Regions from separate parts of the Homo sapiens genome. Here regions 1 and 3 are each linked to region 2. The links are chromatin loops, found by intact Hi-C in ENCODE. Cell type or tissue: gastrocnemius medialis. All regions are shown on one strand. Each heading gives the region's core, and the rest is flanking DNA. Links, peaks and the distances in the headings are about the cores only. Region 1 overlaps FRMD1 (FERM domain containing 1). Region 2 overlaps AFDN (afadin, adherens junction formation factor). Region 3 holds the start of LOC107986547 (a long non-coding RNA gene).

Evidence for each region. Hi-C counts contacts between places; a loop is a spot of excess contacts. Peaks named below come from ENCODE experiments on the same cell type or tissue, not always from the same donor. Only the 100,000 strongest peaks of a DNase experiment are listed, where the experiment ranks them.
Region 1: a loop joins it to region 2, with 2.6 times the contacts of the local background. A loop is called at or near these places in 24 of 110 quality-filtered maps.
Region 3: it touches region 2 in a loop (5-fold over the local background); 3 of 110 quality-filtered maps call a loop at or near these places.

Annotation. Positions count from the first base shown.
Region 1 is chr6:168,054,549-168,065,493 of GRCh38, reverse strand. It overlaps FRMD1 (FERM domain containing 1), which reads left to right. Exons shown (of 11, transcript NM_024919.6): 5 at 437-623; 6 at 1,738-1,893; 7 at 2,535-2,600; 8 at 3,513-3,687; 9 at 4,437-4,733; 10 at 6,306-6,370; 11 at 8,155-10,945. The coding sequence ends at 8,397. Among named protein-coding and RNA genes, the nearest start is that of FRMD1, 19 kb to the left of the region's middle. RefSeq lists an enhancer at 6,082-6,583. In gastrocnemius medialis, for the core only: a CTCF peak has its summit at 4,857 (motif pointing left); a DNase peak (open chromatin) is centred at 4,861.
Region 2 is chr6:167,905,011-167,913,010 of GRCh38, reverse strand. It overlaps AFDN (afadin, adherens junction formation factor), which reads right to left. Exons shown (of 34, transcript NM_001386888.1): 13 at 5,722-5,840; 14 at 1,849-1,910; 15 at 1,522-1,727. Among named protein-coding and RNA genes, the nearest start is that of HGC6.3, 71 kb to the left of the region's middle. In gastrocnemius medialis, for the core only: a CTCF peak has its summit at 4,751 (motif pointing left); a DNase peak (open chromatin) is centred at 5,860; H3K4me3 peaks cover 723 bases; H3K27ac peaks cover 2,363 bases.
Region 3 is chr6:167,745,342-167,756,286 of GRCh38, reverse strand. LOC107986547 (a long non-coding RNA gene) reads right to left here and starts at 4,977. Exons shown (of 2, transcript XR_001743900.2): 1 at 4,831-4,977; 2 at 4,182-4,698. In gastrocnemius medialis, for the core only: no CTCF peak of the experiment used is centred there; a DNase peak (open chromatin) is centred at 5,126; H3K27ac peaks cover 1,256 bases.

The DNA of each region.
Region 1 (10,945 bases), core at 1,277-9,276, 150 kb before region 2:
ACCAGCCATGGCCAAGCCCCGTGCTGGGCGGTGAGCTCTGGGAGCCAGGTCTGTCCACATCCAGGGATTCAAGTTGTCCAGGCCCTGTGCACCTCCAGGGATTCGAGTCGCCCGGGCTCTGTGCACCTCTCCTGCACTGGGGCTTGGTTTGGTGAAGGCCAAGCTCACTGGGGAAGGAGTGGGACCTCGGCAGGTGGAGCCTCATCTAGTGGCTCCTTGGTGGCAGCAAGTCACCTGTGCCCCGCTCCAGGAAGAGTGTGGGCCTGTGCCGTGCTGGCCCTGCAGGGACACAGCTGTGGGTATAACAAGACAGGAACTAGGTACCAGGGGCTCAGGACAGCCCTGGGAGCTGGTGTGGGGAGGGACAAGGCAGGGCCAGAGGGGCCAGCAGTCCCCACACCGGTCGTCCTGGAACTCACTCCCTGCCACCTTCCAGCGACCACAGGGCACGGCACCTGTACTACTGCCACTTGAAGGAGCGCGTGCTGAGGTCACAGTGCGCTCACCGGGAGGAAGCCTACTTCCTGCTGGCTGCCTGCGCGCTGCAGGCTGACCTGGGCGAGCACCGGGAGTCGGCCCATGCCGGGAGGTACTTCGAGCCACACTCCTACTTCCCACAGTGGGTAAGGTCAGGGCCCACCTCCTCCCAGCACTGCTAGTCTGGTGCCTGTCCACCTCCACCGGGTGCCATCCATGGGAGCAGGGGACTGAGGGCCTGGCAGGGGCTGCTGGAGCAAGGGTCAGGGATGGAAACAGGGCAATCACCTGTCCTTCTGTCCTGAAGGCCCAAGGGTCCTTACCACCCCCAAAGGCAGGCAGTGTGGGAGGAGTGGCCCTGAGCAGGCAGGTGTGGGTGCCTGTGCTCCTGACGCACCCAGCCAGCTGTGTGGCCTTGCACTCTGGCTTCACCTCTCTGAGCCCCTTGGCTGCCTGGCTGTGGAATGTGACCCACACGGGCCTTGTGGCTGTGAACCTTCCTGCTTCTCTCTAAGTATCCTGGGACCCGTAGGAGTCTCTGAGCCTCAGCTTCCTCACCTGTAAGGGAAGGAGTGGCATCCCCCTGGGAGGAGGGCCATGGAGAGGCGTGGGCTGTACCACTGTGTGCCCAGTCCCAGGCGCTGTCTGGCCTGATGGCCGCGCGGATTGATGGCTGTCACCCCGGGGATGCAGGCCCTGTTCCGGGTGAACTTTAAGGTTTCTCTCCTTGACCGCTCATCCCTGTGTACCTCTCTATCCTGTGCACCTTGGGGCCTTCTCACCTTTGCTCTGAGGCAGTCGCTGAGGTCAGGGTGGGGCCCAGCCAGGCTTCCTCCCAGTGCTGTGGATGCCACACGTGCCCTTGGCCTCTGAGCACATTTCCACCCTCAGTGATTCCACGTCCCTGCGATTCTTACCCCGGTCCCGGTGATGGCCCCAGCTGGTCCTCACTGGGCAGGTTCCCAAGAGCCAGGGCTCGTTGGGAGTAGAGTCCCCACCTGCAGACGTCTGAGGAGGGCTGGCTGCTGCCATTCCCCTTGGGGAGGACCCGAGGGGGACAGGAAATCAGACAGGGCCCAGGGCCACAGTGGGCACTGAGACTTCATCTCTGGTTCTGGGCTCAGCAGCCAGGCCCTGGCCCTGCCCACCGAGGTTGGCACCAGCTGTGGGAGTCTGGGGAAGCTTCTCGGAGCAGGGGGCTGGCAAGGAGGAAGGGGGGACCAGCAGGGGTCTGAGCTGACCTCCCGGCTCTGTCCTCAGATCATCACCAAGAGGGGGATTGACTACATCCTCCGGCACATGCCTACCCTGCACCGTGAGCGCCAGGGCCTGAGCCCCAAGGAGGCCATGCTGTGCTTCATCCAGGAGGCCTGCCGGCTGGAGGACGTGCCCGTGCACTTCTTCAGGCTGCACAAGGTCGAGCCCAGGGCGGCCAGCGATGGGCTGGACTCTGACTCCAGGCCAGGGATGCACGGAGCCCCCATGGCTGAGTGGGATCAGGACCCCAGGGCAGGGATGGATGGAGCCCCCATGGCTAAGAGTGGGACCAGGACCCCGGGGCAGGGATAGATGGAGCCCCCATGGCTAAGAGTGGGATCAGGACCCCAGGCCAGGGACGGATGGAGCCCCCATGGCTAAGAGTGGTCAGGACCCCAGGGCAGGGATGGATGGAGCCCCCGTGGCTAAGAGTGGGACCAGGACCCCGGGGCAGGGATGGATGGAGCCCCCGTGGCTAAGAGTGGGATGGGACCAGGACCCCAGGGCAGGGATGGATGGAGCCCCCGTGGCTGAGTGGGACCAGGACCCCGGGCCCGGCATGGCCAGGCTCTCTTAGGTCGTGGCTGGTGTTTATCTGGCATGATGAAAGGCAGTGCTTGTGCTATGACAACTATGCCTTTGATCTGATGCTGGAGTGAATGAGACTGTCTGTAAATGGGCCCCAGAGCTCAGCCTGGTCCATGGAGCCCTCGGCCCCTAGCCAGACTGACCATACTCTGCCATCAGTGAGGCCCAGCACCTCCAGGCCTGCAACTTGACCTCTGACCTGTGTCCTCTAGGATAAGAAGGAAGGTCGTCCCACCGTGATCCTGGGACTGGCCCTCAGGGGAGTGCACATCTACCAGGTGACCGAAGGGGCTCCAGCCTCACAGAGCCCCTCGTCCTGCCCCCACCCCCTCCTCCCTTCCCCACTGGAGTCTGGGCTGTGTAGCATCCCTGCAGCGGTCATGGGCGCTGGCTGGCCCTGCCTGGACGCGCCCTGCCTCTGCTGTCCCGCAGGAGGTGGACCGTGCTCCGCAGCTGCTGTACGACCTCCCCTGGCCCCACGTTGGGAAGCTGGCATTTCTGGTGGGTGTCTGGGGGGTCCCCGTGCCCTGGAAAGCCTGGGCAGATGCAGCTTCATCCTCGGGGCATTTTCTGGACAATTCTGCACCCGAAGAGGTGCAGGTCCCTTCCTGCCGGCCTCTCGGGGGCATCAGGGCCGTCCTGGCCTCACGGGCTTTGTGCCTGGCCCTGGCCCTGCAGGCGTGGGGTGTTTAGCTGCCCGGTGAGGTCTAGTTGTTGTTATCGCTTGAAAACTTCTGGCTCCCAATTGAGAAAATCAAGGGAGAAAAGAAGAGCAGGTCATAGAAACGCACCTGTGTGGCCTCTGTTCCTCTCATCCCGGCCCCAGAGCTGTCACCCAGGGTCACCCCACAGCCCGGGTGCCGGGGATAAAAGGGCAGTGACTGTGGGGGCTGCTGGACAGCAGGCTTGCTCTGGACAGCCAGACCGAGGTCTTCCTGTCCCACCCCAGACCTCCACTCCCCTCACACTGCTGCGGGCACTTTCTAGCCAGGAGGGCTGTGTCCTCTCAAGCAAGGGCGGAGCAGAGCACAGTGTCCGCGCACAGTGTCCGCCAACAGCCATCTGCACTGCGAAGTGAAAACCTGGGCCTCGTCCCCCTGGGGGCCATGGCTGACATTTAAAATCATCCTTTCCTGTGGCTAGCGTGGTTTTCCACCTGTGGAGTGGCAACTTCTCTCCTGTTTGCTCAGGGAAAGAAGCTGGAGATCCAGCTGGATGGGCTGCCCGCAGCACAGAAGCTGGTTTACTACACGGGGTGCACCTGGCGGTCCAGGCACCTGCTGCACCTGCTGCGCGCCAGCCACCAGCTCCACCTCCGCGTGCGGCCCACTCTGCAACAGCTGCGGCAGCGGGAGGAGGCAGAAGGTGGGGCTGGGCTGGGTATGCTGGGCTCCGCAGCCGGACTGTGCCTTCTGGGCTAGGCTGGGCACACTGGGCTCTGGCCGGACTATGCCTTCTGTCTCTTATTGTTGTGGCCTCCTGACTCCCACGTCCCCCAGATGCTGAGGTCGAAGGGCGAAGTGGTGGCCCCCAGCTCTGCCTGGAGTGGAATTCTATAGATGGGACTGGGGGAAGCTGGGAGCTTGAGGAGCCACCTGAGGTTTCCACTTCTCAGTTTCCTGGTCTGTTTTCCACTTCTCCTCCCATCATGTGCCCACAAAGAGCAAGAAATGCAGGTTCCGACAAGGCCTCAGTGTTTACCCACAGGCCTGGTCTCCCTTCCTGTTCCACATCCTCACCTGAGCACAAGGCCTGGCCTTAGTGTTTACCCACAGGCCTGGCCTCCCTCCCTGTTCCACATCCTCACCTGAGCACAAGACCTGGCCTCAGCGTTTACCCACAGGCCTGGTCTCCCTCCCTGTTCCACGTCCTCACCTTGAGCACAAGGCCTCGCCTCAGCGTTTACCACAGGCCTGGTCTCCCTGCCTGTTCCACGTCCTCACCTGAGCACAAGGCCTGGCCTCAGCGTTTACCCGCAGGCCTGGTCTCCCTGCCTGTTCCACGTCCTCATCTGGGCTGTGGGTGTGCATTTCTGTCTCCCGGGCTCTTCCTCCTGCATCAGCAGGGCTGGTCCCTCTCCAGCTCGCCCTCACTGTGCTCCCCACTCCCCACAGAGAAGCAGCACTACCGGGAGTCCTATATCAGCGATGAGCTGGAGCTGGACCTGGCCAGCAGGAGCTTCCCGGGCAGTGGGGTCAGCAGCCAGCACTGCCCCCACTGCCTCTCACGCCACTCCGCCGACAGCCACGGCAGTTCCTACACGTCAGGCATCAAGGCCAACTCCTGGCTCAGGGAATCCAGAGAGATGTCTGTGGACGTGCCCTTGGAGGTCCACGGGCTCCATGAGAAGGAGCCGTCCTCCAGCCCCAGGACCAGCCGCAGCCACCCCAGCACACGTGGTGACAGCCAAGGTGGGCCCGAGGGAGATGCCCAGGCCTCAGGGACAGTGAGTGTGGTCCAGCCAGCCCCAGCTTGGCTGACCCTGGACACCGAGGCAGCAAAGCCCTGGCCTGCCCTCCAGTGGCCAGACGTGAGGGGCTGGGCTGCTTGTGACCTGAGTCCCAGGAAATGTGCCAGAACATGCCGGAAGAACAGAGATGGCAGGGAGGAGCTGCCTGCAGCCTGCTGTGCCCGAGTCTCCTGTTCCTGCCAAGGGGCAGCTGCAGGCTGGGATCAGAGACAGGAGAGGTGGGATCCTCTTGGGGTTGCAGATGAGTCCAGGTCCTTTAGCTTTCTCGGAAGCCCATCTCAGGAGCCCCTCCCACTCCTAGGAAGCCCCTGGCCCCTAGGAAGCACCCCCCCAACTCCTAGGAAGAACCCCCCTCCCAAGGAATGCTCCCCATCCCGGGAAGCCCCCCAACAAAACTCCTAGGAAGCTCCCCTTCCAGGGAGCCCCTCCCTCTCCCAGGAATCCCATCCCCACACATAGGAAGACCCCCACTCCTAGGAAACCCCCCACTCCTAGGAAGCCCCCCACTTCCAGGAAGCCCCCCATTCCTAAGAAGTCCCCTCACTCCTAGGAAGCCCCCTGGACTCCTAGAGACCCCCCCAACTCTTAGGAAGCCCCCCCCACACTCCTAAGAAGCCCCGTGGACTCCTAGGAACTCCCCCAACTCTTTGGAAGCCTTCTGACTCCTAGGAAGCCCCCCACTCCTAGGAAGCCCCCTACTCCTAGGAAGCCCTGTCCTACCAGCTTCCCTCCCATCAGAAAGCCTGGGTTAGACTCATGTCTTTTTATACTCAGTTGAGTAGGAGTGAGAAGACAGAGCCATTCAGAGTGTTCTAGGACCATGTGTCCACCTGGCCCAGGACGCAGCACCTTGTCCTGAGGGATGCACCCTGCCCATTCCCTGTGTGTAGGACTGTGTGTGCACCTGGCCCAGGATGCAGCACCCTGTCCTGAGGGATGCGTCCAGCCCAGTCCCTGTGTATGAGGCCCTGAAGAGCTTCCTCATTGCCCCAGAAAGGGGACGTGAGCTCTGCTGGTCTCTGAGTGTCCCCACGGCCCTGACGGTGGATGTGATGAGATCAGGTGGGACCAGCCCCAGGGCTCAGTCACCCAGGACCGCCCAGCATCACCTACAGTCACCCAGGGCCATCCAGGGTCACAAAACATCACCTAGGGCCTCCCAGGGCCAGGCATTCCTGTCACTAAGCCACTGTGTCCGCCATTGCCCTTGGAGTGTCTGGTCCACCAGGAAGGGATGGTTGGCCTCCATCTCTGAGGATGTATGCAAGCTCTGTGGCCTGTAACCCAGCGGGAATCACCGTGCTAATCCCGCATCTGCACAGCAAGGGGCCGTTTTATCAGATGTCGGGGAATGGAGCAAAAGCAGTCACCGCACTGAGAGCAAGGGGGCGGTGTGAGCCTCAGGAGATGCCGGTCCGAGACCAGGGCCCCAGAAGTGCAGGGAACTGCCCTGGGGAGGAGCCATGTCGGGCAGAACCCAGACACCTGTGCTCACGGCTGCCTCCTCCCACAGCCACTCGTCAGGAGCCCTGCACCCAGGTCAGGACCAGAGGCCAGAGCGCCGAGGCCGTGCACCAGGTAGAGTCCCCCCCACGGGCCAGAAGCCCTGGCCCTGCTCCTCCACCCCCTTCTCCTAGGTCCCCTGTCAGGGGCCCTGGGGACCTTCCTAGGCCTATCAGAGGGTCCCTCGACTGACATCCCCAGAGACGCAGCGGGCAAGTCAGGGAGCAGCAAGGCTCTCGGGCACTGGGGCAGGTGGACGTGGGTGGAGGCCTCAGCCTCAGGGCCGAGTGAGTCGGCTCACTGTGGGGAGGGAGGGGTCCTGCCTGGGGCTGGGGTGGCCGGGCCCTGAGTGTCACCGGGCCACTGTAGGCAGGACCCGGACACCTGGGCCCTGCAACCTGCCATGCAGCAGACTGGCTGCCCCGTCCCCTTCGTCCACCTCCTCCACCCGGGGCCTAGTGCTGTGTGTGCAGGGCTGCTCCAGGCTTCCCCCACTTCCTGTAGAGCTACTGAGCCTTAGGATCCCCCAGAGGAGCTAGAGGAGAAGCGAGCCAGTGGTTCCTGGATGCCCAGGTGGGGAACAGGTGGGCTCAGGGTTCCCAGCCAGGCTCCGAGTTGCCCTCCCCACCCCCCAACCCCCGCCCCCGGCTCCACCACAGGAGGGTGAGGCCCCCTCTGGTCAGCCCTGTTCAGAATCCCCCTGGAAAGACACAGAAAATCGGTTGTGGCTGATTAGTTATCGTGATGCTGGATGGAGAGAGAAGAGGGCTGGGCACGGGAGGCTGGATGGAGAGAGAAGAGGGCTGGGCACGGGAGGCAGATGGAGAGAGAGAACAGGGCTGGGCACGAGAGGCTGCATGGAGAGAGAGAACAGGGCTGGGCACGAGAGGCTGCATGGAGAGAGAGAACAGGGCTGGGCACGGGAGGCTGGATGGAGAGAGAACAGGGCTGGGCACGGGAGGCGGATGGAGAGAGAGAACAGGGCTGGGCACGGGAGGCTGGATGGAGAGAGAACAGGGCTGGGCACCGGAGGCTGGATGGAGAGAGAACAGGGCTGGGCACGGGAGGAGGGAGGGGAGGCTGCAAGTCCTGGCAGGCGCGGGCCCATCCCAGTGGGGGCAATCCCAAACCCAGGTCAGCCCACTCAGTGGAGGAGACGGCTGCCCGAAGCCGCCTGAGCTCTGGGCCAGGGACTGTCACTCTTGAAAGACGTATTGATTAAAAACAAGGAAACACGCGTAGAAGGGCAAGTCAGACCCTGGCGCTGGGCAATCTTCGGCGTGGCCTGCCCCTGCCCCTGCCACCTGCCACCAGGGGCCTCATCTGCCTCCTGGGAGCACAGTGGTCCAAGGCAGATCTGAGGGGCCACGGCAGCCGAGAAGCTCGGGCTGGAGGCTTCACTTAAGGGCGATGACGCTGCCCGCTGGCCGCCCACCTGGACGGGACCTTGGACAGTCACCTCTGAACCCAGACAGTTTCCTCCCGTATAAAATAGGAGGCCGTTCTTGACCACTGAGGTGCTTCCAGAGCTAGTGTTCAAGGCCCACACTCAGACCTGATCCTAAATTACACCAAACGCTAAGAGTCCAGGTCCACTGAGTTAAAAGGCAGAAAGCAGCCCCAGGAAAGAAGCTGGGCAAGGTGGGGGCCTCCTGAAATGCATCAAAGGAAGATGCCAAGCCTCTCTCGCAGAGGTGTGTGCTGGGGGACCCGTCCAGGGGCAGGCCGGCCATGCACTGCGGCGCAGGGTGGGCATTGGCAGGGAGTGTGGCTCTGTGGCCACAAGCAGTGTGGCTGCCGTGTGCGGTGGTGGGAGTGAGAGGGGGCAGCAGGCCTCATCCCATGGCCTCTCCCCGCAGATCCAGGAAATGACAGCCGGGGTCAGTGAGGAGCAGCACAGCCATGGCCTGGACGACATGCAGCTGCACCAGCTGGCCCTGCACCCAGCGCCCACCTCACTCAGCCATACCTTCCACCGCGCCCTGGACTGCAGGCTGGCAGGCCCCTGCGAGACCAGGGCCACTCTCCCCAGCAAGAGGTCCAGCAACTGTCTCGCCCTGGACCTGTTCGGAGAGGCTCCACCACAGGAGTTTGTGGTGTAGGCACCACCCACCCAGCAGTACCGTCCGCACCGCCAGGCTCAGCCCCTGCCCACCCCACTTCCACATGGCCCTCGTCCCTTCCTGCCCGCCAGATGCTGCCTGCACTTCCGCAGCCAGCACGCTCCACAGGTTCACCTGTAAGAGGTGTGGAGCTGGCTCTGACATCAACCTGGGAGGTAACAAACAGGTCCCGCACCTCATGCCTGTCTGCCATACACCCGGGAGCTCTTTCCCTCAGGGTCTCAGGGAGCCAGTTCAAGGTCTGGCTGTCAAGTGTCCAGAGAGCCATGGTGTTGGCCCCTGAGGCAGCCTGTCACCCATCCTAATCTGGGAGAGAAGGTGACACAGCTGGGCCCAGACCCTGGAGAGACAGCTCTGCAGTTTCCCACACTGTCAGCTCCCCAAGAGACAGTCCTGATGGGCACAGGCTGCCAGAGCTCCCAAGCCGGAGTTCACAGTCATCACTGTGCAGGACCCAGGTTCCTCCCAGACCTGAACCCCTCTCTGCAACTCCTGTTTGCAAGCGCTGGGCCTGCCAGACAGAGGCCCCTCTTGTGGTGCAAGCCCAGCTCTGTCACCTGAGATCCAGCCAGAGACCCTCCTCCACCATCCACAGTCAATGGCTGTGCTTTCCCTTCCAAGCCAGGGCTTCCAAAGACCCCACTGCCCCGGAGCTGAAGCCGACTCTGCTCCCATCTCAGCCATGAGGCCTCAGGACCCACTCTGCTCACAGGTGGCTTCCTTAAGCCATTGCCCTGGCTGGGGTTGGGCTGGTGCAGCCCAGCTGGCGGAGGGGCGAAGCTTTGGTGACAGACGGAGAGTGGGGGACTAGCTGTGCATGGCACCTGCTCTGATCCGGTGGGCTCCACGGGTAGTGCGACCTCGGTTCTGTGGGCTCTGGAAGGCCACCAGGGTAGGGTCTCCCCAGGGCTCCTCCCCCTGCACAACACTCCTGCACACGTGCAAACCTGCTGTCCTCTGCATTTAGAGGAATGGCCCGTGCATCCCTGCTAGTCTCAGGCCCATCCCAGAGCACTGAGAGGCCACAATCGTTCAGCCCTGTGCCCTGAACACCACTGCCCCCTTCACTGTCTGTGTGTGGTGAAGACCACGCCACACCACCCTCCAGCTCACTGGAGACAAGCATGAGCTTGAGCCCCATGGCCTGGTGCAGGGCTGCGTGCATTGAGGCCGCCTCTTTGACGGGTCCATCCAGGGGGACCCTCTCCTTTCTGTGAAAGGGAATCGTGTGTGTGCCCCAGGCACGTGTAATAAAGAACCCGAGCAGATGCCTCCTGCTTGAACCAGGACCAGCCTGCCTGGGGGGCTGGTGAGATGCCGGCTGTAACTCACTCAGGGGCATCGGCCACAGAAGGCTGCGTTCTGTAGATGGCCACAAGCCCCAGTGCTGCCGAGGGCAAGACTGCCCACAATTCCTGTGCGGCAGGGGAGGTGCGCCTAGTGCTGGCTCAGATGTGAGCATGTGGGCACTTCCCAAAGCCATTCCCATTAGTACAAGATGATTGATTTGCCCCGCTCCGGGGCAATGACTATCTTCTTCCTTTGAAGAAACTTGGAAGCAAGAGCCCAGTCCCATGGACCATGAGGGAAGGTACACACCAGTGTTGGGGAGACACAGCAGGTGGTGTCCACCATGAAGCAGGGTCTGAGCCAAGACCTACATGCACACATGCACACATCCACATGCATGCACACACATACATGCACACACGCACACATCTGCACACAGATGCACACGCATGCACACACACACATGCACACATCCATACATGCACACTCCCCATGTCCAGGCTTCCCCTGCCAGTCACCTTCGCCACACGCCATAGACCCCAGGGGCAGCAAAGGCCGGGCCAGCCCACCCCTAACTTGTGGAAGCATCAGTGAAGCTGGCCCGGCGCCTTGTGTCCTGGCAGAGGCGAGGCAGCCATGGCCCCTGGCTGACCCGAGAAGCTTCTCTGGCCCCACTGGGGATTCCTATTTCTGTCCTTCCTCTGGGCCTTGTGGACAGACATGGAGAATTATGCCAGATGCCTGTTAACTACCGGGTAGGGCTGCTCCAAAGACTCTAATCTCTGGTGTTCAGGGTATGTGGAGAGGACAATTAGAGGCCCGCTGCCCTGAGACTTGCCCAAGAGGGGACGGCCAGGCAGGCCACATGAAGCCCATGTGGGCTACCAGCTCAGACACACCCAGCCGGGGCCGGGGCAGACTCCCCTAAGGCTTGAGCCTCAGCTTTGCTCACCGCCCCTCCCCACAGCCCCCTTCCACGTCACCCACACCTGGAGGGGCAGGAGCGGAGCTGGAAGCAGAAGGCCATCCTGGGAGGGGGCTCCTTCCCAGACAGAAAGCAGCAGAGAGCGGGGCTGCGGGAAGTCGGGGAAGCCAACCTTTCTTTTTGCACAGATTGAGATCAGAGGTCTTTTAGGCAATACGGCTATTTTCCAGAAAAATGGACACCGACTGGTAGGGACAGGGATGTTTCCTAAGAAGGAGGGTGGGGGGCAGGGCTGGGGGTGGCCTGCAAACA
Region 2 (8,000 bases), core at 1-8,000:
CCATCCCTCTAGATTAATTAATAGGAATGGAAGAGACAGGAAAGACCAAGAAACAATCAAAATAAAAGCTGAGAAGATGAGAATTTAAAAGTGTATAAATAACTTACACCTATACTAAAGGGAGCAAATTCTTTGTTTTTTGAAAATAGAATTTAAATTATTCACTACCACAGTTCTTTTCCACTACTTTAAGATTCCCCCCACTGGATACTAACCCTAAATCTGAAGTTTAAAAGACTTGTTTGATAATGGTGATTTCACTGACTAGTTCACATCAATAAGGAAAAGGCTATCAAGGGTAGTTTTATGATAGGTGTCTCACAACTCGAAACAGGCTTAGTAAGTCCAAACATGATAGAAGACAGACAATGGCTTTGAATGACAACTGAAAAGGAAATCCATGTTTGTTTATAAAATAATGACATGAAAGTAACAAAACGGTATCCAAATAAAATGACTTTCTTTTTTACCTATTTCCTAACTTGGGTAAAAGAAGCATAACCCTATCAAACTCATGCTAATCACTCAAATATAAAAGAAACATTTCTTGAAAAATTCTGGCCTTTGAAAACAATTCTGAAGGAACTAAAAGATCTTAGTTTCCCTCAAATGATCCTGCCAGGAGAAAAGCAACCAATCTATCTATGTTATTAACATTATATAACTAGAGTTTTATTAAGTTAAATAACAACATTGACAAGTGATTCAGAAAAACTGAAAAAATCTGTACATTTACTTTTAAGAACTTTAAAGATTAAATCTTCAAATCATCTGTAGATGAAAAACTGCTATGAAAATTTTATCAACTGTAGATCGGGACAGAAAGTACGTAAAGGAGTCAAACCATTCTACCAACAAAATACCTTTATCTTCTGAAATTTTGAAAACAGGTTTATGACAGAATTTCATTTTAAGTGAGAAGTATGTTACAATGTCCATTACACCTACACATGTGCTATCAAAAAGCCCAATTACTACCAACGTCTAGGCTCATTACACAGGAGCAAGTGACTTTTGAGAACCATTTTTAAAAAGTCTAAGAAGGCGTTACCAGGGAACGGGGGAAGAGAAAAACCCCAGGAACTACTTGAGGGGTATCGCTCTGAGGTGATGGAGACGTTTTGGAACCGACAGGGGTGGTGGCTGCACAACACTGTGAATGCACCAAATGCGACTGAATTGTTCACTTCAAAATGGTTAATATTATATGAACTTCATCTCAACAAATTATTTACAGAAAAAATTCTACAAAAGCCCACAACAGTCTCAGCACTTTCTCACAACTATTACTACAAGTTAACTTCACTTATGCTGAAGTTTTACAGGGAAAACAAAATAGAAAAAAGCTTGCATTTCCTTTCAACTCTTTAAAGTTATACATTTTCCTACAATATTTACATAACTTTTATTTTAGAAAAAAATCTTGTAACCAAATGAGAAGCCTTAAAGAAGCTGAATTCACTGGCTTAGCAATTACAACCACAATCACTGGAGGAGCATGGCTGGCCGGCTGGAACGTACCTGGATGACACCCTCCATCATGCTCACCATCTTGTTGACGACTGCAATGACTTTATGTGTGCGCTCTGTAGGGCTGATGTCAGGTCTGTACTGGTTGGACAATACATACCGGCATGCCATATATAATACATATGTAGGGGACAACTTAAAGTGGACTGTAGAGCTATTAGTATAATTTATAATGGCAGACAAAAATGAATCTTCAGCTGTGGAAAGATTTCAAAAACAAAGAAAAAAGGAAAAAAGAATAAAAACGAATGTGAAAATCAGATGGAGTAAAATGGATCAAGAAATAATTCATTGACAATGAAATCTGAAATTACTCACAACTTTCCCTGAATTCAATGCTTGCAGGTAGTATCAGCTCAGGCCCAGAAGCATCCTGTGTTCTAAAAGAAGAAAGCTGACATCACTTAAAATAAGGTCACATGGCTAACAATATTACTGACAACCTGTGTAGATTTCTGCAACTACTTTTTAAATCTATATACTAATCTTTCCAACGTAAAATAATAAAATATCCCTTGTTTTCAGATGTAGCCTAATCAAATAATGCATTGGGAGTGATCTTATCACGACTCCTCTAAGAAGGTTAGTTCCTTGAAGTATATGCCGCCGCCATGACAGCAGATCTGACGTGATTCTGGATTATTAATGAACACTTCATGTCTAGTACAGGGATCGGTCTGTCTTGCATCTGCTACAGCTATGGCTCAGGTAACACTGAAAACAAAGTACTAAGTGACACAAAGAAAAACTAACCATGCCAAGCTTGAAACGGAGTTCTTATACTGAAAGGGAAAAGCTTCCTAAGACCTGGACTTTGTCTTTCTCTGCTGACACAGGGTTAGACAAGCTGACCACGGCAAGTCTCCTTCAGCCATTACTATCATCATTTTCCAATGCTTACAGTGACGCATGCCTTATAAAGAGATGTTCTACTCACTCACATTTCTTCTTACGGTCACATAAATTCCAGGTCCCTTCCACCATTTAGCCTGACACTACACAAATAAGGAACTGTCAAAAATTATAAATACAAAGAAACTATAATTTGGAACATTTATAAAAACTAGCATTGTGCTGATGTTTATCTATTTCCAGGTATTCAGATCAAATTAATTCAAAAGTTAGGTTCATTTCTATCTCTATAAAAATATTCTTCAAACAGTGTGTCATCACCCATTGGCAGGGCAGAAGGCTGTTTTGTGAAACTACTCTTTCAGTTGAATACACATTTGTATGTGTGTTCACCAGAGCACAATGTAAGATATAATCTTGTGTTATAACCACAGTTCAAAAGCATTTTGAAAGCCATTGCTAGGCACAGACTCTTTAAATGTGTAAGATAATAAATTACAAATCCAGTTTAGATTTCCTTATCTTTGTGGATTTATGCTTTTCTCAATGAATAATGCTCAGCTTATTCTTTCACTTAGCCATGTGATTAGAACTTCAAGCCATTTACTTATTACTCTAAGTTCGCTACCCACTGTATTTTATATACAATATTTACCAAAAACCAGCGAAACACATAGTCAAGTGATTAGCTTCCTTAACATTTCAATGTCTTTATCATTTTAGTTCAACTTTAACAGAGATAACCAGGAAGAATTCTCAAAAATGTCTCTGAAAAAATAAGAAAATTTAAATTGACAGTAAGAGCCAGGGAACATGTGTTTTGCCTTCCGCAAACTTAATGAAAAATGAAATTGTGGGGATATTAATGACTTAAACTGTGATGAACATCTCTACTGAGTTAAATATTGACTTAAACTGAGACTAATACTTACTCAAATAAATCTTATTTGGTGAAATGGAAAGTCAACACAGTTATCTTGATATTGGAATGAGAAATACTCATTAGTGACTTCAACAACAGTCATTTCAGCAGCAATGTGTCTGTTAATCTTAGACAACTGGTACTGTACGGCCAGAATTAAGTATTTGGAATTGCTGGTCCACTCATTAAATAAGTTAATATAGATAATAAAAAACTTTCCTTCAAAAATAAAAAGGAATAACTTATGATGATTACAGATTTATAATAGTTTACAGACTGGCTAACTAATTTTTTTTTCAACAGCAAACCATTCTCTTCCCTCCATCCTCACCTTCTCCATGCACCAAAAAATGAATAAAGAGAAATGAATATATTTATACAAAATAATAAAAATATAACCAAATATTTTACTAATAATAAATACAACCCAAATCTTCTTTTTATCAAATTATATGTTTCAGAGTTGATTATTTAGTTTATGATCTAATGATTTAACTCAACAATTAAGGAAAAGAAAAATGCCTCTATAAACAATGTAATTTAAATGATCAATTATTTTAACACATCTCCCTTACATTCCCATATTTACAGACAACTAAAATTGTAGCTAGGCAGTTATATATCTCATAAAGTGAACCTGAGTAAACTTTACCAATTATATTTTAACAAATCTGGTAAAAAAGTGTTTACATTGTCATTGATAAAAGAAAAAAAAATTTAGTGACAATTAAAAGTCGTCCCCTCCATTCAAAAGGGTTTTTTCCTTCACTAATATTAGCATTTTAAACACGTTTAAATTTTTCATGACTGCATCAGTTAAATTAAGTAGTGCTTATTATAACACTGCCCATGTGAAAAACAAAGAATGGAGCAGAAAGGCTCATCTGTTCTCATCATTGTAGTAATAGCAACAAAACAACATAGTTTATAATTAAAATAAAGCCTTTAATAACTCTGCAAACTAATCTTACCTTGTAAAATTAAATTATGTGTTTATGGTAAAAAATAATTCCTGACATACAATTAACCATATTACTATTTTGACACTATATTAATCACTAATTTTGCATATATTAAAAGCATTATCCTAATCAATCCACTCCCTCGTGCGAATTCATTTACTCAAATATTTATGAGCTAAGAACTATGATTCATACTTCTCAGTCACACCTTAGAAATACATAGAGGTATTCCTTACAATACCAATTTACCATTCTGAACATCCTACTCCATAATCCACCAACAAAAACAAGTACAAACACGGAAAGTAAACTATTTATTATCACATGTAATAAGATTCACATAGCCAATAAAAATCTTGCATTAGAACCAAAAATCCACAATAAAAATAAAGTTAAAACCTGGGATTCCCTTATGAGTCTACACATGTATAACTGGTGATGAATGATATTAAAATCCTGCAATATCCAGTGCCCTCTGCTGGAAGTTGGGAAACTGAAGAACTGTGTCTTCGTCACCTGCAACTGAACTGATAGGTGACCCTGGGCAAGTCGCCTGCCTCATCTAACTGCCTCACTGACTGGATCTTTGAAGGAAACACAATGGCCTCTTCAAAAATCTATCTGAAAAGCCCCAAAGGGGGAATGCTGCCAGTTTCACTGCTGATAATGAGAATGCCATAGAAGTCATGCAGTCTTTCTGTATTTCTGTCTGAGTTCCCGCAGAGCTCTGGGGTAGAGGTGTTCAGCACCAAATCATGCTGCTGGTTCCACTAGTCAGTATCTGTTATTTATCCACCATGTTTAATGCAAAGATATTACTCTGCAACATTTAAATAATTCTAGAGGTCACAAGGAAATAGGATTCTGATTAAGGTGACACGTTAAAAATCATAAGACAAGGAAATAACAAGACAGTTCTCTGCCCAGAGAAATCGGCAAGAACAATGTCAGAAAAAAAAAAAAATTCATCCTCCATCTATCTCCACAGGGAGACACATCACATTAGAGCACAAGACATAATATGGCATTTATAATTCTTAAAATCTGTTTCAAAATCATTTTTGATCTTACATATTTTTAAACAGATGAAGATTTCTTCTAGAAATGGGTGAAATGACCAGATTTTTCTAAATACAAAAATCATCAAATATTAAAATCCTATAAAAACTCCCTTTCTCTATGTTTTTACAAAGTAGCAAATTTTAAATGGCAACATTTTAATTCAATGTACTCTTATTTCAATCTGATAACACTGTGGCATATAAGTGAGGGATATAATTATTGGTAAAGCATTTCTTTCAATTCAATAACACAGAAAGGAAATGCCCTTAAAATATTATTGCTAACATTGTAAACATGTCAGCTGAACCTTTATAAATTCAACAATCTTTATCCCAACCCTTTTTTAGGAATACTTTCAGTACTTTCACCATTGAAAAATGATGTGTTTCCTACCTGCTTTCTTGCCTGCGATAATCTGGCTGCTGTTCTACTCTGATCATCGGCTTCACCATTCCCCGCTCGGCTGTGCTAGAGGCAGACGACACTCTGTCGCTGTCCAGCCTAGTGGTGCTCTACATGGAGAGAAAGCACAACGGGTTTAGAACCTCACACAGACCAACCAAGCTTGACACTCAGCGTTGCAAGCAGAGATCTGATACAGGGCTGCCAAGCAGGGCAGGCAAGAACACAGACCAGGAAATAACAAAGCAATGCTGGGGACACTATGTCCACGGGGAGTGCCCAAAGCACACTGGTATTAAAGCATAGGAAGACGCACAGCCACTTTCATTCTCAAAGAGCTAGGAGTTGCCTTTAAAACACAGGCAGGCAAAGCTGGTAACACACACATGATGATTTTTCTGAAAGTACATTAATAGTAATTCGATTCCAACAAGTTATTTTAAAATCAGGATAAGACATAAGAAAATATGTACAACATGAAGAGGCAGGGTCTTTTTAAAGTTTATTATTTCTCAGAACAGATTTAGAAATCCTACTCCTTATAGCTCAATACCTAATGAATTCAGTACAGAAACTGGCTTCTTTCTTGCCCTTAATCAACACCGGGGAAAACACATATTATATGGTAACCCAATCAGGTATATTTAAATACTTCTAAAAAGTATACAATTCTAACCATTTGTATGGAATTTGTAGGCAGACAAAAGGATGAGTTACCTACATTAAGAAAATCACCAGAAAAGAAAAAATTTTATACAATGAAATTCACTGTAGAAAAAATTTCATGTAAAATTTCTTATTACATCTGCTTACTACAGAAACTGGGCACAAGTAGTAAATAAAAAATCATGTTTCTCTTATCACCTAGCGATTATTACTGTACTGTACGTCTTTCCAGCTTTTCATATTTTCCATAAATGGGATTTACAATCTTCTTGATAAAAAAACACTTTTTCAGATGTTACAAACATCTTACAATATCACTTATTTTTATATTACAGACTTGTAATGGCTGTATAACATTTTGTTGTCTATTCATCATACTTCATTAAACCAATGCTTTATTACATCATTTAAAATGTTCATCAGTACAGAGTGACAAGACAATTATGCTTGTAAATATATTTATATACACACCCAATGAATCCTTCCATAAGAGTTTTTTGGTTTTTTTTCTTGGGACGGAGTCTCGCTCTGTCACCCAGGCTGGAGTGCAGTGGCGCGATCTCAGCTCACTGCAAGCTCCGCCTCCCAGGTTCACGCCATTCTCCTGCCTTAGCCTCCTGAGTAGGGGGCTACAGGCGCCCGCCACCACGCCCGGCTAATTTTTTGCATTTTTAGCAGAGACAGGGTTTCACCATGTTAGCCAGGATGGTCTCGATCTCCTGACTTCATGATCCACCCACCTCGGCCTCCCAAAGTGTTGGGATTATAGGCGTGAGCCACCACATCCGGCCCATAAGACAGATTTATAGAAACACAATTGCTGGTCAATGGATGGCAATACTATTTACACACTATTAAAAAATTGTTATAAATGACTAGTAATAGGGCAATGGATAAAGAAATTAGAGTATGTTTATATGCTTACATACTACAGAATGGTTTTCATTTGTTTTTAAGTGACTTTAAAGTACTAAAAAATGCTCACAGAGTAACAGCTGAAGAAAGCAAGAAAGGTGTGTGTGGAGACAAATATATCCAATTGTGTTAAAATGCATACATGAACATATAGACCCATACCAGAGTCCAGAAAAGGACCCCTCACAACATTACTATCAAAGGTCAACTATAAATTGTGGATGACGGATTTTCATTTTTACTTTTTTCCTCTATTTACCAAGTCTTCTTTGTGGACTACACATTTTTTTAAGAAACGAAAATTTTTATAAAGACAGTTTTCTTCGGCTCATTCAATTATTCATGAGATGGTTCCCAAGAGTCTTCTACACAGCAGGCATTTTTTAAGAAAAGTGCAATAGAAATACAGCAATGACGTATGAAACAGGAGCCCCACTTGCAGAGTTCACATTCTACAGCTGGTCAACAAACACAGCAGGTATTGGATGGTAATAAAGACCACATAAATAACTTACATCAGGTGCTGTGACAGTGACAGGATGCTCAGGGACAACCTCTTCAGGAATGTGGCTTTAAGCTGAGGTCTGAGACAAGAAGGGGCCAGAGTGTGAAAAGCAAAGACAAAAGCACAAACACTAGCACAAGAAAGGCCTTCCAATGGGAGGAAAGAGGCAGGCACGGGCACAGGA
Region 3 (10,945 bases), core at 1,158-9,157, 160 kb after region 2:
ATCAACTTGACAGATCTCTTTTGCACTCAGAAGCTCTTACTGGGGGAACTTACTGTGTGCAGGCTGAGCCAGGGTATGTGGGTGTTATCACCCCAGGCTGACACAGCCCCTGTCTGCTGAGCAGTGGGGGACCTTGAGGGCTCATCTGAAGGTGGCCGGTGCTAAGACTGATGACTATCTAATGACACCCCTTAGCATCCCAACAGGGCTTCCCTCCCTGAGGCTGAAAGCAGGAAGTAAAGAGCGGACAGGCACTGGGGTCCCCATGTCACCTTTCTGGCCTTAAGGTATCAGGGGTGGCCCGGTAACATCAGGGCCTCTGCTGGGTAAAATTGAAGGGAGCTTTGGAAGCATCCCCTTTTACTCAATGATTCATGAGAATCAGATCATGGAACTGATCTGAGACAGGAAGGGCTTTTCCAGGTCACAGCAGCGAGCCTGTCCTCGGGCCGCAGCAGCCCCTGCAGCTCTGGGGTGCAGACGAAGGCTCACTGTGTCCTCAAATTGCCTCTTTTGAATGATTGTTTTCCATTTAAAACTTACCGGTCAATGAAAATCCATTTCTCCTTGTCTGCTGCGTTACCTTGAACTCGCCCCCACTACCAGGACGAGTCCCACCCGCTTCTGCCTGCGTGCCCCTGGCATTGCACTGACGGATTCCAACACACCTGCAGGCATCCCCGCTCCCAGGCCCCAGTGAGAGAGGTGGAGTGAGAAGCAGCAACAGCAATAACATTATCAATGAACGTTCAATGAGGGCATTCGGTATTAAACGCGCTTCATGTTTGTATTTTCTAAGTGTTACATGCAGTAACTAATTTAATTTTCTCAGCAGCCCTCTGGGGTAGGCTCCACTACAATCCACATTTTACAAGAACATGGAAGCACAAACGGGGTGAGTCCCCTGGCCTGGCGCACACCTCACAGCTACTCCAGCACTCCATGGGCTGGTCCCAAAGAAACAGCTTCATTTACCTGCAGCATTTTTTTTTAAACATTTTCAAAGAGAAAAATACTTCTGAGCTCATACTTGAGTTTTGCTTTAAAGTTGTAGAAAAAAATTAAAAATAAATAAAAAGCCTTAAAGTCATTTTTAAAATTTCAACATTTGGAGCCATGAATACAAAAGTTTGAAGAGTTCATGCTGGGCGTTGTGATGGTTCAAAGGTGTAAACACACTGGAACCTCTCCATGACAAGCTACGCTAAACGCAGCAGGGTTGGACCCTCCCCAAGGGTCTCTATACCTGAAAATACAGAAAAATGAGTTCTAACATGTTTCCTCTTATTCTGCGGGGTGAAGCTGAGTCTACACTGGAAGCCCTGGGTCCTCTGAGGCCTTGCCATCCCAGCATGGCCCCACAGCGGCCTCCCCAGGAGCTGGTTAGAGATGCTGATCCCTGCCCCCTGCCCTGCCCCTGTCCTCCGACTCAGAACTCTCCCTAACGAGATGCCCAGGGGATCGCATGCACGATGACATTTGAGAAGCTCCACTCTAAGATACGGGTCTTAATTTCTGAGATCTTTTCTAAGCTTTAAAGTTTTATGATTCATTCTCTCTTTGAAACTCTGGTTATGATGAAACTACGGCTGACATGGTTAATTGGCCACCATAATTCGTGACAGGGAGGCTTCCCTGGGACTACTGTCCATGCCCAGCCCAGAGCACTAGCCACAGCCACTCAGATTTCTCCTTTGGTTGATTAATTCTTTCCTTTTTTGAGAGACAGGGGACACTACTGATATGGTTTGGCTGTGTCCCCATTCAAATCTCAACTTCAATTGTATCTCCCAGAATTCCCATGTGTTGTGGGAGGGACCCAGGGGGAGGTCATTGAATCACGGGGGCCGGTCTTTTCCATGCTATTCTCATGATAGTGAATAAGTCTCACGAGATCTAATAGTTTTATCTGCTTTTGCTTCTTCCTCATTCTCTCTTGCTGCCACCATGTAAGAAGTGCCTTTTGCCTCCCTCCATGATTCAGAGGCCTCCCCAGTCATGTGGAACTGTAAGTCCAATTAAACCTCTTTTTCTTCCCAGTTTCAGGTATGTCTTTCTCAGCAGTGTGAATACAGACTAATGCAGTAAATTGGTACCAGTAGAGTGGGGTGCTGCTGAAAAGATACACCAAAATGTGGAAGCAATTTTGGAACTGGGTAACAGGCAGATTTTGGAACAGTTTGGAGCGCTCTGAGGAAGACAGGAAAATGTGGGAAAGTTTGGAACTTCCTAGAGACTCGTTGAATGGCTTTGACCAAAAGCCTGATAGCAATATGGACAATAAGGTCCAGGCTGAGGTGGTCTCAGAAGGAGATGAGGAGCTTGTTGGGAACTGGAGTAAAGGTGACTTTGTTATGTTTTAGCAAAGAGACAGGGAGCATTTTGCTTCTGCCCTAGAGATTTGTGGAACTTTGAACTTGAGAGAGATGATTTAGGGTATTGGGTGGAAGAAATTTCTAAGCAGCAAATCATTCAAGCTGTGACCTGGGTGCTGTTAAAAGCATTCCCTTTTAAAAGGGAAGCAGAGCATCAAAGTTCAGAACATCTGCAGCCTGACGATGCAGTAGAAAAGAAAAACCCATCTTCTGGGGAGAAATTCAAGCCGGCTGCAGAAATTTCATAAGTAGCAAGGAGCCTAATGTTAATCCCCAAGACCATGGGGAAAATGTCTCCAGGCCATGTCACAGACCTTCATGGCAGCCCCTCCCATCACAGGTCCAGAGGCCCAGGAGGCAAAAGTGGTTTTGTGGGCCAGGCCCAGGGTCCCTGTGCTGTGTGCAGCCTAGGGACTTGGTGCCCTGTGTTCCAGATGCTCCAGCCATGACTGAAAGGGGCCGACATACAGCTCAGGCTGTGGCTTCAGAGGGTGGAAGCCCCAAGCCTTGGTAGCTTCCACGTGGTGTTGAGCATGAGGGTGCACAGAAGTCAAGAACTGAGGTTTGGGAACCTCCACCTAGATTACAGAAGATGTGTGGAAACACCTGGATGCCCAGGCAAAAGTTTGCTGCAGGGGTGGGGCCCTCATGGAGAACCTCTGCCAGGGCAGTGCAGAAGGGAAATGTGGGGTTGGAGCCCTCACACAGAGTCCTTACTGGGGCACTGGCTAGTGGAGCTATGAGAAGAGGGCCATTGTCCACCAGACCCCAGAATGGTAGATCCACAAACAGCTTGCACTGTGTGCCTGGAAAAGCCACAGACACTCAACGCCAACCCATGAAAGCAGCTGGGATGGAGGCTGTACCCTGAAAAGCCACAGGGGCAGAGCTGCCCAAGACCATGGGAACCTACCTCTTGCATCAGCATGACCTGGATGTGAGACCTGGAGTCAAAGGACATCATTTTGGAGCTTTAAAATTTGACATTCCCGCTGGATTTTGGACTTGCATGGGCCCTGTAACCCCTTTGTTTTGGCCAATTTCTCCCATTTGGAACAGCTGTATTTACCCAATACCTGTACCCCTATTGTATCTAGGAAGGAACTAGCTTGCTTTTGATTTTACAGGCCCATAGGTGGAAGAAACTTCCACCATGCCTTGTCTCAGATGAGACTTTGGACTGTGGACTTTTGGGTTAATGCTGAAATGAGTTAAGACTTTGGGGGAGTGTTGAGAAGGCATGATTGGTTTTGAAATGTGAGGACATAAGATTTGGAGGGGCCAGGGAAAGAATGATAAGATTTGGCTGTGTCCCCATTCAAATCTCAACTTCAATTGTATCTCTCAGAATTCCCACATGTTGTGGGAGCAACTCAGGGGGAGGTAACTGAATCATGGGGGTCGATCGTTTCCATGCTATTCTTGTGATGGTGAGTAAGTCTCATGAGATCTGATGGGTTTATCAGGGGCTTCTGCTTTTATTTCTTCCTCATTCTTTCTTGCTGCCGCCATGTATGGTGTGCCTTTTGTCCTCCACCATGATTCTGAGGCCTTCCCAGCCACGTGGAACTGTGAATCCAATTAAGTCTCTTTTTCTTCCCAGTCTCAGGTGTGTCTTTATCAGCAGCATAACAATGGACTAATACAACTATGTTGCCCAGGCTGGATTCCAACCTGGGCATAACTGATCCTTCAGCCTCAGCCTCCTGAATAGCTGGGACCACAGGTGCATGCCGCTGTGCCTGGCTTGGTTGATACATTCTTGTGATGGGTTTAGATCTTGTTTGTATATACATATTTTTACTATTTAAAGGGGTAGCTTAATTGTTTATTTAGCAATAAAATTTGTGGGGGAGAACTAGAACTAGGAGCTTGCTTTACAATGGCTGAGATGGAGCCCGCATGAAGGCTGGGTCAGGCTGAGATGGACAAGCAGCTGCCTTTGGGCTGCTGTGCCAGCAACATCGTGGCCAGTGGTTTGGCAAAGAAGGCAACATCAAGGCTTGGTCAAGGCAACATCAAGGCTTGGTCAATGCAGCCGGGGCAAGAGTCCAAGCAGTGCTACCCCAACTTGACAGGAGAGGCAGAGAAACTGAAGGATTCCAGCTCATCTGTCTGGACACTCCACAGCCACCAAAGAGCCAGCACCATCTCCCTGGATCTGGGCACCTTCCAACCTTGAGAAGACTCAGGACGGCAGAATGGTGTGCCGTGAGGAAGTTAGGAGGCAGCTAGCCTCGGAGGCCCCTCTGTGGCAGCTGCCCACTTCCTGGACCCAGGCTGGCCACAGGCTCTCCCGGGCCTGCCAGCCTTGCCCAGCATCCTGCAGTCAGAAGGAGGAAGAGGAGAGAAAAGGGATAAGGAGAGAACAAAGCTGTCAACACTCTTTTGGAGGGACTTGAATTAAATGCCCAGAATTCTGGCATGAATGGAGAGGGCTGCTCCCACAATATACCTGTGCCATGCCGTGCATCAACTCTCTGCATCCTGATTTTAGACAGGAGGACTCACCAGTTTGAAGAAATGATGCTATTTCTAGGGCTAAGAGCCCCGAAAGAATCCAGATGGGTCCGTCTGGTGCATTGTAGAGCTGTAATGTAATGTAATGTAGAGTCTCTTATGTAACTTACTCCTGAGGCAACAATCCAGCCTCACTGCTTGCACAGCCCAACAAGCAACAAGCAGACAAACAGGTTAAGCTGCCCTCCCAGTGGGACTGAGAGTCAGATGACCTGAGAGGTGTGAGGTTGTTCCCAAAGCACTTCCTGAAAGGCCAGCAGTAAACAACCTGAGCAGGCTTCCCAGGCTTGGCAGGCAGGGCAGCTCCGTCCCTTCTGTGGCCTTGCTAAGCAGCACAGCCCTGGCCAGCACCAGACTGGCTGCCCGCCCTGGGGAGTGTCTCTGGCCACCAAGAACCTGAGGGCAGAACCGGCAGGGAACTTGCTCTCAACCAGGGGCTCCTCATGCAAACACAACACATTGCCCATTTGTCGGTGAAAAGAGTCGAACTCTGTAAAATATTTGAAGAGATTTATTCTGAGCCAAATATGAGTGATCATGGCCTGTGACGTGTGCCCAAGGTGGTTGGAGCACAGCTTGGTTATACACATTGTAGGGAGATGTGAGACTTCAATCACATACATTTAAGAAATACCTTGGTTCGGTCCAGAAAGTTGGGACAACTTAAGATTTTATCATGCGGATGAAACCTCCCTCCCGGTAGCAGGCTTCAGAGAGAAGAGATGGTCAGTGTTTCTTATCAAACTTCAGGTCTGTACTGATGTTTATGCTGGTCAGCTTTCCTTGAATTCCAAAAGGGAGGTGGGCATGATGAAGCCTGTCCCACCCCCTCTTCCCATCACAGCCTGAACCAGCTTTTCAGTTGAACTCTGGAGTGCCCTTTGCCGGGTTCATTCAGATGGTTGGGAGGGGTGGAGCTTAACATTTTATTTTTTGTTTATGCATTTAAACTTTACAAAAGATGGAAAAATTAGGTTGTTGCAGCAGTGTGGAGTCTAACATTCCTAGAGAAAAGGTGGAAAATTACCAGATTCATGAGGAACGCAAGCAAACATTTTCTGTTTATCGGCTGTGTGCCGTGTCAGGCTCTCATGCCAGTCACACCCGATCTAGCCTCAGAACCAACCCCAGGAGGCAGGCGCACCCTCATTTTCCACAAAAGGCAGCATTCAGGGAGGCCAAGTCATTTTCCTGAGGTTGAGTGGCTTACATATTGCTGAACATTTTGCATTGTTAACAAAAAATTTACTAAGTCTGGGCTGGGCACGGTGGCTCACGCCTGTAATCCCAGCACTTTGGGAGGCCGAGGCGGGCAGATCATCTGAGTCAGGAATTCGAGACCAGCCTAGCCAACATGGCGAAACCCCATCTCTACTAAAAATACAAAAATTAGCCAGGTGTGGTGGTGCACCCCTGTAATCCCAACTACTTGGCAGGCTGAGGCAGGAGAGTTACTTGAGCCCAGGATGTGGAGGTTGCAGTGAGCCAAGATTGCACCATTGCACTCCAGCCTGGGAGAGAGAGCAAAATTCCATCCCAAAGAAAAATAAATGTGTATATATATATATATATATATACACACACACACACTAAAACTGACTTTATAGGTTACCAATATGACATTTCATTTAAATATAGTAAAACATACAGGTTCTGTTGCAGCAGTATGTGTGAGTCTGGAAGCTGCAGCACTGCATGTGGTTGGATAAATGGGGATGGGGATTTTCAGTAGAATATAAAGGAAAGAAAAGGAAACTTTCAATATAAACTTGGAATCCCAAGGTGAGTATAAAATGAAATCATATGGCTGTTTATGTAGTCATTTTTAAAAAAATTGAATTGTAAGTTTTCTTCCTTCAAACTTCTAAGAATATGACAGTGATTTTTAACGAACCTCTGTGTACACAGATGCTCTCTGGCAGCTTCGTTTTTGCTCCTTACAGGAGACTGTTTAGAAGTCTGCTCTGAAATGTTTTTAGAATTAAGAATATGTCTTCTGTATGTTTAAAATGTTCCCTTTGCATAAAACATAAGAAAATGTTTTATAACTGGTTCTTAACCTTTTGGGTTGGCAAAAATCTTTGAAAATCTGAAAAGCTGCAGGCCCTCTCTCCAGAAACATGTACACAAACATGACAGCATCATTGTACATCAACTTGCAGGGGCTTTCCAGGTGCGCCTGGAGCCTGTCCGAGCCCCACGCTGACCCGCCCTGAGCGCGTGGTCCTGGCCTCCTCTGTAATAACTTTCCGCGCGGGTGTACCTTGCTGTGCCCATGGAAGTTGGGTTTACTCCCTGAGCATTTTCTCATCAGCCAAGCCTCGCCTGTGTTTTCAAGTAATCAAATAAACTGAGGGAGTGTTTTTTCCCACTGCCCTGAGAATGATTCATCTTTCCAAGTGGAAGGAAGGCTGTCTTTAGGGTGATTAATGGTGTTTGGGAGCAAAGGGCTGCAGCCGGTTGCTGCGTGACCCTGGCAGGCCAGCTCTGCTCCCTGGGGCCTGGGGAGCTGGTTGCAGCGTGACCCTGGCCAGGCCAGCTCTGCTCCCTGGGGCCTGGGGCTGCGGCGGCACTGACCCCGTGCCTGCTCATCTATGTGGCCAGTGCTTGTAAGTGGGGCCCGACCCGACGGCCTCTGCTCCATGGCTAAGAGCATTGGTTGCAGAGGATGCAACACATGGCTGGTGCAACAACCCACACATGCTTCTCGGCCTTTCAGAGTGTACTCTCTGCAGGGGTCTCAGCATTTCCCATTCCAGAGGGAACCCCAGGCTCCTCGCTTCCCGGGAGAGGCCTGTAGGTCAGAGGGCTCTGAGAGGGAACACCCTGGGGCATCCCCTTCCCGTTGGAGCCCCGGCCCCAGGCTCAGGCTGGGGACTTCAGATCGGGGACCTCAGCGTCTTGGTGGTTTGGGGAGGTCCCCTGCAGTCCTGGCATTGGGGACCTCAGCTTCTTGGTGGTTTGGGGAGGTCCCCTGCAGTCCTGGCATTGGGGACCTCAGCGTCTTGGTGGTTTGGGGAGGTCCCCTACAGCACTGGCACAAGGTCGTTGTCTCCCCCGTGCCTGGAGCTGATGGGCTCCACTCCGTGAGCACAGAATTGGCTCTGGTTCACTTCCTTCTGTGCACCCACGCCTGGCACACCATTGCTACATTTTCATGTTCAGTGAAGTGAGTAAAACCGCATCACCCCAGCCAGGACTGGAAGTCAGGAGTGGGCAGTTGCTGGATGTGTGTGGTGAGTTCAGTTTGGTTCACGGGTGAGACTCGGGGTACAGACGAGAAAGCTGAGCAGAGAAAGAGTTTGGGGTCTGCCCAGTGCCAGGCACCGGGGTCGTGACAAGCACCCATAGGCATAGGGTAGGGTTGTTCTCCACCTGGAGGGAGACAGAGCTTTGCTGGGGAGAGGGAGAGCTTTGCTGGGGAGAGGGAGTCGGGCACCATCTCTTTCATGCATTCCCCTTTCTTCCCAGCACTCACACATGTACACACATGTGCACACAATACACACACATGAACACACACACACCGCCGAGCCGAGTCTGAGCGTAGAAATTAAGTGTGACTGCCTGCCTCCCTTCCCTCCATTCTCCCTTCCCTCCCTCCCTCCCCTTCCTTCTCCCCTCCCTTCCTCTCCTCCTCCCCTCCCCTCTTCCTCTCTCCCCTCCTCCTCCTCCCTTCCTTCCCTCCTTCCTCCCACCCTCCCTCTCTCCCTTCCTTTCTCCCTTCCTTCCCTCTTCAATCCCTCCCCCCCTCCCTTCCACAGCATGGACAGGAGTCAACACAATAACACACAACACAATAAGAAGTGTTTAAAAGTAAGAATTTGTTGTCTCTTTACCGAAACATTGCGTTAATTCAAAAAAAGTATTTTCAAATTGTTTTAGTACAACAATTCACCTATCCAACCGGTAAATAGGCACAAATCGACACTGTTCGAAGTACATTATTTATTTTGTTTAAAAATGCATGGCGTGGCCATCAATAATGGATCCAGCAGGAGGACGTTAATTTACTGCAGCTAATAGCACCTGGCTTAGTGTCTCCCTCCTCCCGGTCCTCCATTCCCTAATCAATATGTTCCCTGAGTCCGTCCAAAGACACGACGCCAGGTCCAGCCCAGGTTGGCCCAAACACCGCAGTCCCTGTGCCTATCCAGCCCATCTGGCAGCAACGGCTCCCCAAGGATTCCATGTACGTTGTGGGCCCAGCTTGTGGCAAATAAGAAACATAAGAGACTTAGCTCTTGAAGACTGGAAGTTTGCAAAGCAATCTCAAAAAGGGATTAAGATCCTTTGTGGATAAACATCTTGTCATGTGTTCTTGGAAGGACTCGAGGAGGAAGCACAGCAGCAGGATTAGGTTGTACAGGATGAGGCAGGAAAAGGAACGTACTTGGAGAGCTGACTCTTTTCTTTCCACCTATTATAGAAGTTTTCAAGGTTCATTTAAAAATTATTGTTCTTCACTAAAAAAGCCCCAGAGCACAAGTCTTATAAAATCCAATTATTAAAATAATCTAAACAACCTGGAGTCTCTTCGAGTCAGGTTAAAACGGCTCTGCCATCTTTCCAGCCTCCCCTGGCTTGTGCCAGTTTTGAGAAAGGAGGTGTGGCACGGCACACACATTGCCACTCTACAGTGGCAGGGTCCGTCTTCGTCTGAGACGCCCGCTCGGGGCGGGGGGAGGTGAGGCCAGGTAGAGACAGAAGCGCCGGGGTGGGACTTGTTCAGCAGAGGCTGCGGCTACGGGTCCCATTTTGAGATTCTTGCCTTTATCACCATCCCATGAGGAGACGCCATTGGTGTTTGGCTTCAGAAAAGCGTAGGGAAACGCAAAGCCATGAGGGATGGCTCTGGTTTGTGTCATTCAAGAGATGCCTGGCTCCATTTCCATGGTTTAGCGGCAGACTTTTAGTACATCCAGACATTTTTATGGTTGAATGTGGAAAAGACAGGGTACATATTTCCCCTGAAAGTAGAGTTGCTCTTTTTTGCTGGTCTGAGCAACTTTGCTTCCCCAAAGCCAAGGGAACATTTTCTTCAGCAGGGGTTGGACGCTGTGTGGGACCGACGCCAGTCTGTCGTGAAGCCCAGCTCTGGCCGGGAGGGCTGAGGATGTGTGGACGATAGTCTGATGGGTATGACCTGCCAGCACCCAGCAAGCATGAGTGTGGAGCCTGGGAGGGCTCTGGGGCTGGACTGCCCAGAGGGAGAGGCAGGAGGGAAGGGCCTGGGCTGCTGGAGCTGCTCCTGCTTCTTGTTTTAAAGCAGAAACCAGCAATTTGGATTTTTAAACGAAATTTCATAATTTAAAATATTGGCAATGCAGTCAACCAGTGGGATGGAATTCCTAGCTTGTGCTTGAGCCCAGTTCCACATCTGACAGACGTGTGTGGAACGGCTTGTCCAGGGTGCCGCAGGCATTTCATGGGGAAGCTGGGACATGAACTCTGAGTTCCAGGTGATCAGTCCCCAAGTCTTCCCACAGTGCCGTTTGACAACCGTCCTCAGAGACAGTTGTGTCCTGGTGGGGGCAGGGTTCTAACTTACACACTCAGTGGCGGAGTTGGGTTATTGTGCTCAATGAACTTGCCACCCCTTGGATTGGACGATGTCTCTTACAGCTGGCCGCCCCTGAAGAAAATGTGTATCCCAGAGGCTTTCGTCCCCACCATCTTCGGAGCGAGGCCAGCCACCAGATGCCCCGGGATTCTTTCAAGATGAAGGGAGGAGCCGATGGAAGACTTCCACCACTGATACTTCAAGCAGAGATAACTACCCCAGCCTCTGATCCAGGCAGTCCGAGGAGATCTTGAAAACATGCCTGGAATTCACTTCAGCATGTCCACGTCTAAGGAGAGAGTCAGCAAGTGCTTCCTCTCCTGAAGCCTGGAGCCAGCTTGGAGCTGCCCACATGGGGAGTGGTTGGCTGGGGAGAGCTCTGGATGGGGGGCTCTGGTCATAGCCTTATCTATGTCACACTGGGTGACGTCCTGTGTATGGGTGGTTTTGGGTCCTTAGCCTTCGGCATTTCTAAAATGAGAAGGCT